2 separate regions of the Homo sapiens genome follow, and region 1 is linked to region 2. Evidence: chromatin contacts called from ENCODE Hi-C data. All regions are on one chromosome and are shown on one strand. The core of a region is the stretch at or near the end of the contact, and the rest is flanking DNA. Distances in the headings are between cores, read along the strand shown. Region 1 holds the start of TEX261 (testis expressed 261). Region 2 holds the start of SNRNP27 (small nuclear ribonucleoprotein U4/U6.U5 subunit 27).

What was found. Hi-C counts contacts between places; a loop is a spot of excess contacts on that map. Pooled maps may share reads with other maps.
Region 1: a loop to region 2 is called in a map of CD8-positive, alpha-beta T cell, with 5 times the contacts of the local background. The contact joins the promoter of TEX261 here to the promoter of SNRNP27 in region 2. A Hi-C loop is called at or near these places in 2 of 168 maps with a recorded cell type or tissue (CD8-positive, alpha-beta T cell and naive thymus-derived CD4-positive, alpha-beta T cell), 1 of 37 single-sample maps with no recorded cell type and 6 of 50 pooled maps.

What each region holds. Positions count from the first base shown.
Region 1 is chr2:70,990,250-70,996,947 of GRCh38, forward strand. TEX261 (testis expressed 261) reads right to left here and starts at 4,624. Exons shown (of 6, transcript NM_144582.3): 1 at 4,439-4,624; 2 at 3,447-3,526; 3 at 1,581-1,734. The coding sequence starts at 4,508. RefSeq lists silencers at 4,196-4,285, 4,316-4,845 and an enhancer at 5,386-5,435.
Region 2 is chr2:69,890,410-69,896,854 of GRCh38, forward strand. SNRNP27 (small nuclear ribonucleoprotein U4/U6.U5 subunit 27) reads left to right here and starts at 3,547. Exons shown (of 6, transcript NM_006857.3): 1 at 3,547-3,609; 2 at 4,685-4,805; 3 at 6,027-6,139. The coding sequence starts at 3,576. RefSeq lists enhancers at 3,172-4,107, 3,850-3,909, 4,108-5,042.

The DNA.
Region 1 (6,698 bases), core at 3,374-5,873, 1.1 Mb after region 2:
CTGGGCAGCAAGGAGAAGGCCTGCTCAAATAAAAAGGCTCTCACTCCTCAGGAATAAAAGGGCAAGACTTGCTAGATGCTTTGAGGTGCAGTCTTCAGGTTCCTCAACATTCTGGGGGAGGGGGTCCCTCCTCATCCTGCCCCCAGGTAAGGCATACCGGTGTGAACTGATACGTTCTGGACACACACACACACACAGCCACCCCTCCTTGGTGTGTAACTGAGTTTATAAAAGAGGGCACGTGTGCATATCCTGGACACAGGCTGCTCAAGAGACAGTCATCCCTGCCGGTTCCCATGGTGAGGTGAAGGGCAGGCACCAGAAAGAACATGTCCCCTGAAACTGACTGTCCCCTCACACACACCTCACAGCAATTCTCATGTCTCCTTTCTTCTCTCCTGCCTCTCCCATTCTAAGGCAAAGACTACAGTTCTGCTATGCCTAGCCACACTCTAGGGCTAAGAGATAATGGGAGGTAGGATAGTGCCTGGTGCCCACAAGATCTTTTGGAAAAACTCTTTTAGGCATTAAAGGGCAGATCAAGGGAGTGAAGTCAGGGGAGCCTGCTGCTGAGGGGCTGGGGGCAGGACTTCTTCCCTGGACAGAGGGGCCTGGTCTCCATGGAAGGGCTCCCTAACAAACCTCTGCTGAACAAATTCTTTGGTGAAATCACACCCAAGGAAGAAACCAGTTTTGGCTTTAACAATATGCCCTTTGTGTGGATAATATTCACCCTCCAGGCTCTCTCATAGAAATAGAAAAGTCACTCTAAAAAACCCCTAACTCCATCTGATACCCTGACTGAAAGCTAGGGTAGCCAGCAATGATGAACAGGAGCAATGGCAATCTTGGCAACCAAAATACTTTCCGAAGCCTTTTCCAGGAATATCTGTAAATACCTATATGCACCTACTATATGCCCACTGAGTCTCCCAATAGTTCTTTCAGAAACATCCTCTCTGAATAGATGGAGAAGCTAAGGCCCAGAGAGGGCCAATGATTCCCCAGGGTCAGAAAGTGGTGGCAGGGCAACGCCAAGAAGACTGGGTCCTCCACATCCAGGCTCAAGCCCGAGGCAGCGGCAGCCAGTGAGAATGAGATGAGAAGCTGCAGCCCCCAGGAGGCATTCACACCAGGCCAGAGTCTGCAAGGTGCTCACAGCCCCATGAGGCTCCAGTCCTAACAATGACTTTGGGTCAGAGGACTGGACGGACAGCTGCCTGCCTACCGGAAGGGCTTTGGGCTTTTTCTGGCCAAGTGGTTTTTTTGAGGCTGGAACTGCTCAGTTGGGGGCCCTGCCTCAGCCAATCCACAACCTCTTCTTTCCCAAACTCTCCTTCAAACTTACCTCTCTGGGAAAGCCCTCCCTGTCTGAGTCCCCAGCCCCAACAAATTCTATTCACTAGAGCCAAGGTGGGCTCTAGAGTCCTCAGCAGTAAGAACCGCATCTTCCCAACTAGCCTGGCTTCCTGGAGGACTTCAACAGCTGGCTTCCTTTTTCTGTATCCCCTTTAGTGCCCAGGATGGAGATGGGCACACCCAACCACATCAGCTGCCTCCCCAACTCTGTCCCCTCTCACCACACGACAGGATGAAGTTAGGCGAGGTCAGCATGATGAAGGGGAAGGTCTGGAGGAGGCCAAAGTAGACGAGGTTGGTGAATAGGCCCACTCCAATCATGCTGGTGGGGAAGCGCTCAAAGACGTAGAGGCCAATCAGTACAGCGGTGGAGAACTGAAACAACCAGAGGCAGACAGTGCAGGGCGCTTCTTCCAGGCAACGTTCCTGGACTCACCAACCCCCAGCCCGCTCTGGGCAGCACTAGGTTCATGCTTCAATCTCCTCATTTCACAGGTCTGGCCTCCCCAGCTAGGTTCTCTGCTCCCAAAAGGCAACATTTTTTTTTTTTTTTTTGAGACGGAGTCTCACTCTGTCATCCAGGCTGGAGTGCAGTGGCGCGATCTCCTGGATTCAAGCAATTCTCTTGCCTCAGCCTCCTGAGTAGTTGGGACTACAGGCATGCACAACCACGCCCAGCTAATTTTTGTGTCTTTAGTAGAGACAGGGTTTTGCCATGTTGGCCAGGCTGGTCTCAAACTTCTGATGGCCTCCCAAAGTGCTGGGATTACAGGTGTGAGCCACCGCACCCAGCCCATTTCTCAAACTTTTTGACAGCAACCCACAGTAAGAAAAACATCTGCCAGGCGAGGTGGCTCACGCCTGGAATCCCAACACTTTGGGAGGCCAAGGCAGGCAGATCACCTGAGGTTGGGAGTTTGTGACCAGCCTGACCAACATGGAGAAACCCCATCTCTACTAAAAATACAAAATTAGCCAGGCATGGTGGCACATGCCTATAATCCCAGCTACTCGGGAGGCTGAGGCAGGAGAATCGCTTGAACCCAGGAGGCAGAGGTTGCGGTGAGCTGAGATTGTGCCACTGCACTCCAGCCTGGGTAATAAGAGCGAAACTCCATCTCAAAAAAAAAAAAAGAAAAAGAAAAACATTTTACACTGTGACCCCAACACATATATACATATATATGATTCAAAGCTCAAATTTCAATTCTATTTATGTTCCTTTTTTTAAAAAATGCTGATTGTGACCTACTATACAGCCAAATAATGAATCATGCCTACAGTTTGAAAAACACTACTGATAAGTACCTACAGTTGTCAGTGCTTAGCAAATGACAGTTGGCTGAATGAAGGGCTAATTACTGTGCCAACACCCACAAGCTGGGCCTCTGGACCAGAGCTGAGGGCTATAGTCTTGCCTCCACTGTGAACTCCCAACCTCAGCCATGCCCAGAGTGCACATGGCTGCTGACACCAGGCGACTTGAGGGGCTGTGGACGCTTTCTCTCCAATGGCACCCCTACCCCCAGCCTTTCCTGCAGCTGAAGGAAGTCTGTCCACCAGCAGTCACCCCTATGGCTTTGATATCAGTGGCAAGGACTGTGTCTTCAGTAAGAGAAGCCTCCCATGAGACCAGGGAAGGGCGAGGGCAGCGAAGCTGTGCCGATCTTAGGACAAATCACTTGATCCGATTAGAAAGATGGCAATGAACATATATGCAAAACTGTCTTATGGCTCCTCTAAGTTTTAAATGCTGTGAGCAGAGCAAAGGGCTAAAGACAGCGGGAGAGAGCTAAGCAAAGTCAAATCTACGGTCTTGTCAACAGAGAAGTACACTTCGCTGTCACCTTAAGGACTAGAGCACAAGGCCTGCAGTGAAACAATGCCACTTGGGGAAGGCGGCCAGGGAAGATCTGGGCCCAGGAGTGCAGACCCAAAAGACAGCGTTCAGGGCAAGGAGGTAAGAGTGTATGCTCAGGAAACAGCAGAGACACAGGCCTCATCATCCATGCCAAACTCTCCCCACTTCCTGCTTTTGAGGCAGGGCAAAAGAGTGAGGAGGACTCCTGGAGAAAGATGCCACTTACCCAGATCATGTATTTTATGATCCTGCTGGTGGCCACTGTGTATTCTTCTATCAGTTCTGCCAGGTAATAGAGTCCAGCCGCTGCAGGGTGGGAGGCAGGGAGACTATCAGCCAGGGTCACTCCCACCATCCTGGTCACCCCTCTCTCTGCAGCCCAGTCCCCATCCACCCTTCATGGACCCCAGAAGGTCAAGAACAAACCAAACATCCCATGTGTTGCCCTTCCAAGTCTGGAGAAGTAAAACTTTCTTAGGGCAACTAAGGACAAATCTCATAAAAATCAACGAAAGTCTGCATTTGATGCCACAGTACAATGATAACCTCTGGCTCAGAAAACGGAATTTCACGTATTCAATAAACACCTGCTGGGCACTTGGCATGAGCCAGGTCCCTGGGCTGAGAATACAGCTGAAAAAGACAGACAAGGGTCCTTCCCTGACCCAGCTTGGGAAAGGGAAGGGGAACAGTAGGGAGAGACAGACGAGTTTAGTGTGAGAAATGCTACTTTAGGGAAAGGACAGGGCACTGCTGGACCATCAACCCCTGTGGACTTCCCGGAAAAGATGACATCTCAACTGAGGCCGAATGGGAACCAGCCAGAGGAGAAGTGTCAAAGGTGGAGAGAGCAGGGAGCATGAAGGGCCAGAGGCGCAAAGGCGGCGGTAGGCGTTGGGGAAAAGTTCCGCGCGGCAGGCCCGCGAAGAGTGGGAGCCGCAGCGGTTAGCGGTCCGCAGACGCGGGGGCGGCACTCGAGTCACCCTTTCTCGGGCAGTGCCGGAGCGGACTCTGTGACACCTGGAAGGAGCCACGGTCAGGCCGGGCTGCCAGGCTCGACAGGAGGGGCAGGATCAGGCGGGAAGGGGTTGGGGCGGCGAAGGCCGGGAGCGCCGGGCAGTGGTCCCCCGAGTGGCTCCGAAACCCCCGCGATGCGACCCCCAACGAGCACCGATGCCGGGGCGGGAGCCCGCGCGGGCCGGGGTCGTGCAGTCTCACCGACAGCCAGCGTGATGAAGGCCACCTGGATGAAGAGCGACAGCCAGCTCAGCAGGTACATGAACCACATGGCGCCCCCACCCGCCCGCTCCCCGGCCACCGGGACGGGCCTGCGCGCTTCGGCTCCGGCGACACACAGCCGCCACCGCCGCCGCCGCCGCCGCGTCCCCGCCCCGCGGACGACAGGACGACGGTGCGCCGCCGCCGAGAGGAGCCCGGCCCTAGCGCTGCCCGGGGCCAGGCTCGCGCTAGCGCCGCCCGCCGGAGAGGAGGGCCAACCGCCGCTGCCCCGCCAGGATCCCCCGCTCCACTGAGGGGAATGAATGCAGACCGCTGCAGCCAGAGGGAGGCGGGACGGTGCCCAGGGGCGGAGACGACCAAGCGCCCATACTGGGGCTCGGAGTGCAGCCTCCAGTCCCTCCCTGTGCACTCCCGTACCAGCCTGGAGGTGGTCCAGGGCCGGACAGGGCCGCCCGACCGCGCCCCAGCAACCTCCCCAGAACCTGCCTCCCGGCAGGTTGCGGACAAGTCTGTCTCTTGCTATCGCAGGTGATAGGGACAAAATTATTGAATTCCTAATATGTGCCACGCTCTGTGATAAAGGCGAGGTGTGTTCTTGTCGGAAATTTGAGCAGATAATGTAAATCATTTTATAGACGGGGAAGCCGGGGCCAAAGGAAGTTGCCCTGGGTCATGCACCTAGGAAGCGGCACAATCAGGAGTTGGGGTGATTTTAATCGGTCATCCTCCGGCCTAATTCCCCTCTAGGCTGTTCTTTTGGGGTACATTCTGCACCTTTGTATCGCCTGCACCTCACCCCTTGCCGGGCACGCAGGGCGTCCGCTAGGCGCTGGATGCATTTACTACACCTCTGGGAGGGTTCCTGAGGGGCACCTGGAACCGGTTAGTCCTTGTCAACAAGTCTCCCATCTAGTGGCGGAGACAGGCATGCAAAATAAAGTATGTAGAACAAGAGTCTAGTAGGCTTATTTCAGAATCATATTTTTCCTGCATAAAAATACGTATTCCTAAAAAAAACAATTACCGTATGATTTAGCAATTCTACTTCTGGGTATATACCCAAAAGAACTGAGAAAGCAGAGACATTTGTATACCAATATTCATAGCATTATTCACAATGGTCAGAAGAGGGAAGCAACCCAAATGTCCATCGGTTGACGAAAAGATAGACATAAAGTGCTATAAACATACAATGGAATATTATCTAGCCTTAAAATGAAGTGAAATTCTGACACATGCTACAACATCAATGAACCTTGAAGGCATGATGCTAAGTGAAATAAGCCAAATAGGGAAGGACACACATTGTATGATTCCCCTCATATGAGGTACCCAGAGTAGTCAAAATCATGGGCAGAAAGTTAAATGGTGCTTGCCAGGGTCTGGGGGACAAAGAATGGGGAGTTACTTTTTAATGGATACAGGGTTTCAGTTTGGGAAGATGGATGGTGCTGATGGCATCACAACAGTGTGAATGTGCTTAATGTCACTGAATTGTATACAGTGTTACAGAATTGTAAAATGGTTAAAACGGTCAATTTTATGTTATGCATAGCTTCCCCCTCCCCCCAACAAAATACATAAGATTACAAAGCCCATCCTGGCTAACACGGTGAAACCCAGTCTCTACTAAAAATACAAAAAATTAGCCGGGCTTGGTGGCGGGCGCCTGTAGTCCCAGCTACTCAAGAAACTGAGGCAGGAGAAGAGCGTGAACCCGGGAGGCAGAAGTTGCAGTGAGCCGAGATTGCGCCACTGCACTCCAGCCTGGGCGACAGAGCGAGACTCCGTCTCAAGAAAAAAAAAAAAAAAAAGATTACAAAGCAGGCTGGGCACAGTGGCTCATGCCTGTAATCCCAGTACTTTGGGAGGCTGAGGTAGGAGGATCACTTGAGGCCAGGAGTTCAAGACCAGCCTGGGCAAAGAAAAATTTTAAAATGGCCAGGCATGGTGGTGCGTACCTGTAGTCGCAGTTACTCTGGGCTGAGGCAGGAGGATTACTTGAGTCCAGGAGATGGCGGCTGCAGTGAGCTATGATTGGGCCACTGCATTCCAGCTGGGATGACAGAATGAAAACTTGTCTCAAAAAAAAAAAAAATTGCAGTTGCCGGGCGCGGTGGCTCACGCCTGTAATCCCAGCACTTTGGGAGGCCGAGGCGGGAGGATCACGAGGTCAGGAGATTGAGACCATCCTGGCTAACACGGTGAAACTCTGTCTCCACTAAAAAATACAAAAAAA
Region 2 (6,445 bases), core at 2,297-4,796:
TTCTAAAATGAAATTCATGTTCTCCCTGTCATCAAAAGCAAAAGTGTAACTAGGTCCTCATGCTGTGGAGCAAACGTGTACAAAAGGAATTCCCCTGAATGGATATGGCGGGATCTAGGGGCAGGGAAGGGTCCATACTAATCACTGACAGAGGGGCTCTCACATAAAAAAGGGATCTCCCTTTTACTGCCTTCTCCACTGTCTCCCACATGGACTCACCATCGTGTCTCAGTTAAGCAGTAAACTGACAAATTGTGACTTTCTCACTTCAGTAGGCATCACTATGAGATACACTTTTTACTAGGCCCAGTGCAAAATGGAAATTGCAGAACCTCTTGTTCAAAGATTAGTAGGAATTTCAAGAGTAGCAAAAGCTGAGTATTAAGCCCTTCTATGCCCAGGACCCTGTGTGACTACACAGGTCACATGCCTATAAAGCTGGCCCTGCCTGGAAGTCGTTTCTTCTCTCTCTTCCCACTGCCTGGATCTAACTAGCCTCCAATACCTGCCATGCTATTCCTCAAATGTCTCCTGATTCTGTTCTTTCTCATTCTCTTCTATCATTGCCTTAGTACAACCCCTCATTCCCTCCACTTGTTCTTTCTGGCTCAGGTCTTTAGATCTGGCATCCAGATGAATCATCTAAAATGCAAATCTGGTCAGGTCACTCCCAGCCTGAAATGCTCCAGTGGCCAGCCATAACTGTAAGGATAAAGTCCCAGGTACTTGGTAAGGTCTGCCATGGTGAACTCAAAGTGATGATAATATCAAACCTCTTTCAGTGCTTGTGTATGTCATAATGTGACACATCTCTGTGCCTTTGCTATTGCTGCTACTCCTACTCTTCGCTTGGACAATGTATTCTTTTCAGTCTCACAGCTCAACTAATTGTGTGTGAATGTGTGTGTACATAAACATTTTTATAACAGTGCCTGGCATTTAGTTAGCACAGTATGTATTAGCTATTATTATTATTCCAGGAAACCCTCTTGGACAAATTAGGCTGAATAGCCTTCTTTCATGTCACCTTAGCACACTGTGCATATTTTATATTACCACATTACAGTGAAGAGGTGTCTTCCTCTGTCTGCCTCCACAGCTAGAGTGCAAGCTCCTTGAGGCAGGGACCATGTCTTACTCATCTTTTCAATCTAGTGCCAAAGGGGTATAGTGTCCTGTGCATCGCATGCATTCAAAAAATCTTTGTGTATTCAACTGATCCCCAGCATACCTTCCAATCATTTTTAGTCCTAGAGGGGTTTCTTTTTTTTTTTTTTTTTTTTTTTTTTTTTGAGACGGAGTCTCACTCTACCGCCCAGCTGGAGTGCAGTGGCGCGATCTCGGCTCACTGCAAGCTCCACCTCCCAGGTTCACACTATTTTCCTGTCTCAGCCTCCCGAGTAGCTGGGACTACAAGCACCCGCCACCACCTCCGGCTAATTTTTTGTATTTTTAGTAGAGACGGTGTTTCACTGTAGTCTCGATCTCCTGACCTCGTGATCCGCCCGCCTCGGCCTCCCAAAGTGCTGGGATTACAGGCGTGAGCCACCGCGCCGGGTGAGGGGTTTCTTAAAAAGCATTTTCATCAGATGAGACCCCAGCCCTGAGGGGAGAAGGAGAAAGAGAAAGAGAAAGAAAGAGTATTTTCAGCCACCACCTGAGGCCACCATGTTCTTCCTCTCTTACACATCTAGTACATACCCCCTTAGGCTTCCCATAAATCCTGTCTTTCCTGTGGATAATTTCTTCAATCATTAGTGGTGTGCTTCTTCTTTCTTTTTTTTTTTTTTTGTTTGAGACGGAGTCCCACTCTGTCGCCCAGGCTGGAGTGCAGTGGCGCAGTCTCAGCTCACTGCAACCTCAACCTCCCAGGTTCAAGCAATTCTCCTGCCTCAGCCTCCCAAGTAGCTGGGATTACAAGCATGCGTCACCACGCCTGGCTATCATTAGTGGTGTGTTTCTCCAATGATGTCCCTAAATCTTCTTCCCTGGGGTCTGCACCTCCCTTGAACCTCCCCATTCTACACCTAGTGCATGCTTTGCCAGGGTAATTCCAAAGGCATCTGGGGGTTGGGGCTGTTGGTAGAAATCCTAGATGTCATGGCTGGATCTTTCCTGGAAGTTTGGGTTGGGACAGGTATTAAACAGGCCACTCTGAATGTATAAATCTAATTAAAAATTTATGTGATTGGTGGGCATTTTTTCCAACCTAATAAAGTCCCTTTCCATCCCCCAGCTCTTTGTATTTTAAAAGCCAGGTCACTAGACTTGATAATTCTAGAGAGAGCTGACTGAAAAGAGTTGGTTTGATTAGAAACAGAGGTTCAACACTTTTACACTGTTGGTGGGAATGTAAATTAGCTCAACCATTGTGGAAGACAATGTGGTGTTTCCTCAAAGACCTAAAACCAGAAATACCATTTGACCCAGCAATCCCATTACTGGGTATATACCCAAAGGAATATAAATAATTTTATTACGAAGATACTTGCACGCATATGTTCACTGCAGTACTATTCACAATAGCGAAGACATAGAATCAACCCAAATGCCCATCAATGATAGACTGGATTAAAAAAATGTGGTACGTATACACCATGGAATACTACACAGCCATAAAAAGGAACGAGATAATGTCCTTTGCAGGGACATGGATGGAACTAGAAGCCATTATCTTCAGCAAACTAACACAGAAACAGAAAACCAAACATTGCATGTTCTCACTTATAAGTAGGAGCTGAACAATGAGAACACATGGGCACAGGGAGAGGAACAACACACACTGGGGCCTGTAGGGGGAGGAGCTGGGGAGAGGGAGAGCATTGGGAAGAATAGCTTAATAGATGCAAGGCTTAATGGGTTGATAGGTGTAGCGAACCACCATGGCACACATTTACCTATGTAACAAAACTGCACATCCTGCAAATGTACCCTGGAACAAAATAAAATAAAATAAGAAATAGAGGTTTGAGTCTTTCCTGGTAAGCATATTTATGCTCTACCACAGACGGTTCAGCCTTGGGGCAAGACAGTCTTTCTCCTAATTTTTGTAGTTTTGAACATTCTAAAGTTTTTGTTGTTGTTGTTGTTGTTTTCCCTGAGGACAGAGGCAACTTTGGGGAAGTACTTTGTCGGGTAGGATGGAATCTGGGGCCTTTAGTTTTCCTTCCAAGAGCCCATAGGAGGTTTTGGGTGCCTTCTCAATGCTGGCATGAGAAAATATAAAGCAGATGGACAGTGAACTTTGGTATATTCACTCCTTATGAATGTTATGTGGAAAAGTGGAAGAACATAAGCTGTTTGTCTATGCTATGTTTACAATTGGTTTGCTCTATTTTGTGCATGTGGACAAAAATGGGGGAAAAATGAAAGCTGTGTTAGGATAATGGGTATACGGCTGAATTTTCCAGGAATTTCTATAATAACACCAAATCGCATGTTTTAATGCCCACCGTGAACAAAGAAGACCGGAACCCTCGCAACTCGTTTTGACGTTTTCTGGTCGGCGGTAAAAGCTCGGTTCCCGGCCCTCCCGGAAGTTGTTGCACAGTTGTTTCCGGGAAGCGGGACTCCAAATGGGTCGCAGTCGCAGCCGCTCTCCACGGAGGGGTGAGTCCTGTAGCAATTCGGAGGATATGGGGCTCTGTTGGAGGCCTGTCCCTTTTGTTTTATTTTGTTTTGTTTTTGGTAGCCGCGTAGCAGAGAGGCGGGCCCTTTTCCCAGGCGGAGAGCGAGGGGTGGATAAAGGAACGTAGACCTGGGCCCTGCCCTCTTCAGCCCGCCCTCTCCGGTTTGAAGGCAGTTGTTTGTCTCTGAATTAGTTTCATTAAGTCTTTGTCACCTTCATACAATAACTTTTATTACACTGTGGCCGGTGGGTTTAGAATTAGACCTCAGTTCCTTTGCTGAATTTCTGGGCGACGGTGGGCAAGTCACTACTCAGCCTTTCTGAATCGAATTCCCAGAATGAGTCATTGAGGGTAGTATTGCCAACTTTTAAAAACTGATGTGAGAATTAATGTCACATCCCATAACATACAGTATGTGATTCTGCCTGGTTCTTAAATACTTAATAAATGTTAGATTCCTGCCCAGGTCATTACAGGGAAATCGATATTAAGAATTTTGAGTCCTGGGAGCTCACTTCGTAATGTTTTCTGGCTACCAGCCCCATAAATGAGGCAGCGCGACGTAAAGAACCCTGGACTTCCATTAGGAGATCTAACTTAGACCCTCGGTTCTGCCCCTGATTCGTTTTTTTTTTAAATCAATTTATTTATTTTTAATGAGACAGAGTCTCGCTCTGTCGCCCGCCCAGGCTGGAGTGCAGTGGCCGATCTCAGCTCACTGCAACCTCCACCTCCTGGGTTCAAGCGATTCTCATGCCTCAGCCTTCCGAGTAGCTGGGATTACCCGTCCGTGCCACCACGCCTGGCTAATTTTTGTATTTTTATTAGAGACGGGGTTTCGCCGCGTTGGCCAGGCTGGTCTCGAACTCCTGACCTTGTGATCCGCCCGCCAGCCTCACAAAGTGCTGGGATTACAGGCGTGAGCCACCGCTCCCAGCCTCTTTTTACCTTTTTAATGTGACTAGTAATGGTTTGCATTATTTTTCTACTGGACGGCGCAGCTCTAGATATTTGAGGTAATTATCAGTTCTGCAATTTGTGTGCGTTTGCATTAGAACGTAGGCGTTCCCGGTCCACATCCCGGGAGAGAGAACGCAGGCGCCGAGAAAGGTCCAGGTCTCGGGAGAGAGATCGGAGAAGGAGCCGCTCGCGATCCCCGCACCGAAGACGCTCCCGGTAAGGGCAGAAAATAAGCCAAGAGTTTTATTTACCGAAAGTCCCTAAGAAACTGGTCGCAGCTCTTAACTTTGTTTTCATCGCTTATAAGGGGATTTACGGTTTCCTGAAATGGAGGAAACTTAATCCAACCTTATTCTAAAGCTAACATTCACCTTGGTTAAATGGTGCTAATAGTACTCTACATCACAAAGTTGTCTTGAAAGAGTAAGTAAGAAATAATGCATGCAAACCCCAGAGCATGGTGCTTGGCAAGAAAAAGAAATAAGTATTTTATATTTTTGTTTCTTTCTTCCGTTCCTTTCCTTTCCTTTTCTTTTCCTTTTCCTTTCTTTTCCTCTTTTTTGAGACGGAGTCTCGCTCTGTCACCCAGGCTGGAGTGCAGCGGCGCAATCTGCTCACTGCAACCTCCGCCTCCCCTGCAATCTCTGCCTCCCCTGGTTCAAGCAATTCTGCTGCTGAGCCTCCCAAGTAGCTGGGACTACAGGCACATGCCACCACACCCAGCTAATTTTTTTTGTATTTTTAGTAGAGACGGGGTTTCAACGTGTTAGCCAGGATGGTCTTGATCTCCTGACCTCGTGATCCACCCACCTCGGCCTCCCAAAGTGCTGGGATTACAGGCGTGAGCCACTGCACCCGGCCTGTTGTTTCTTTTTTATTAACTTTTTGGTGATAATGATTTATTCAAGTATGTAATCAAGAATGGATGATCTTGGAAGAACATTAGAAATGGGCTCTGAGTCTTTTTTTTGGTTTGTTTTTTTTTTTTTTGAGAGAGAGGGTCTCCCTGTGTTGCCCAGGCTGGTCTTGAATTCCTAGGCTCAAGCAATCCTCCTGCCTCTGCTTTCCAAAGTGCTGGAATTAGTAGCGTGAGCCACCAAGCCCCACCTGGCTCTGAGTCTTAATAACCATCAATTGCTGTTTAAGTCAGCTTTTTTGTATATTTGTGTGTGGTTGTTAGAAACTTTTAATTTACATTTTTCTGCCTTCCAGAAAGCTTTCTAGCCCTAGTTGTACTGAATGCAACTGATGATTAAGCAGTAAACTACATTAAAAAATTTTTTTGTTAACAATCAAGGCCTTGGCAGAACCTTTTTCCTCACTTTGCTATACGGAATGACTCGTGGTTCTGTGGAGCTCACCTCATGTATATCTGTGCTGATTGATACAAAGTTGATATGTCTGTCTGTTTCTAACATCTTTGCTTATAAATATTAGATCTCCAAGACGACATAGATCCACATCTCCTTCCCCTTCTCGACTGAAAGAAAGAAGAGATGAGGAAAAGAAAGAAACAAAAGAAACAAAGAGCAAAGAACGGCAGATTACTGGTAATGTTATTAGATAAATAACTGTAGGAAAAGTACAGTGATGATAAAATTATAAAAGTTTAATCTTGAACATTTAAATGTTAAGCCTTTTATAGTATTCATTGCATATGGTTTTGAGTTTTTTTTGGTTTTTTTTTTTTTGAGATAGAGTTTCATTCTTGTCACTCAGACTGGAGTGCAATGGCACAATCTTGGCTCACTGCAACCTCCGCCTCCTGGGTTTAAGCAATTCTTGTGCCTCAGCGTCCCAGAGTAGTTGGGATTACAGGCACCCGCCACTATGCCCGGCTAATTTTTGTATTTTTA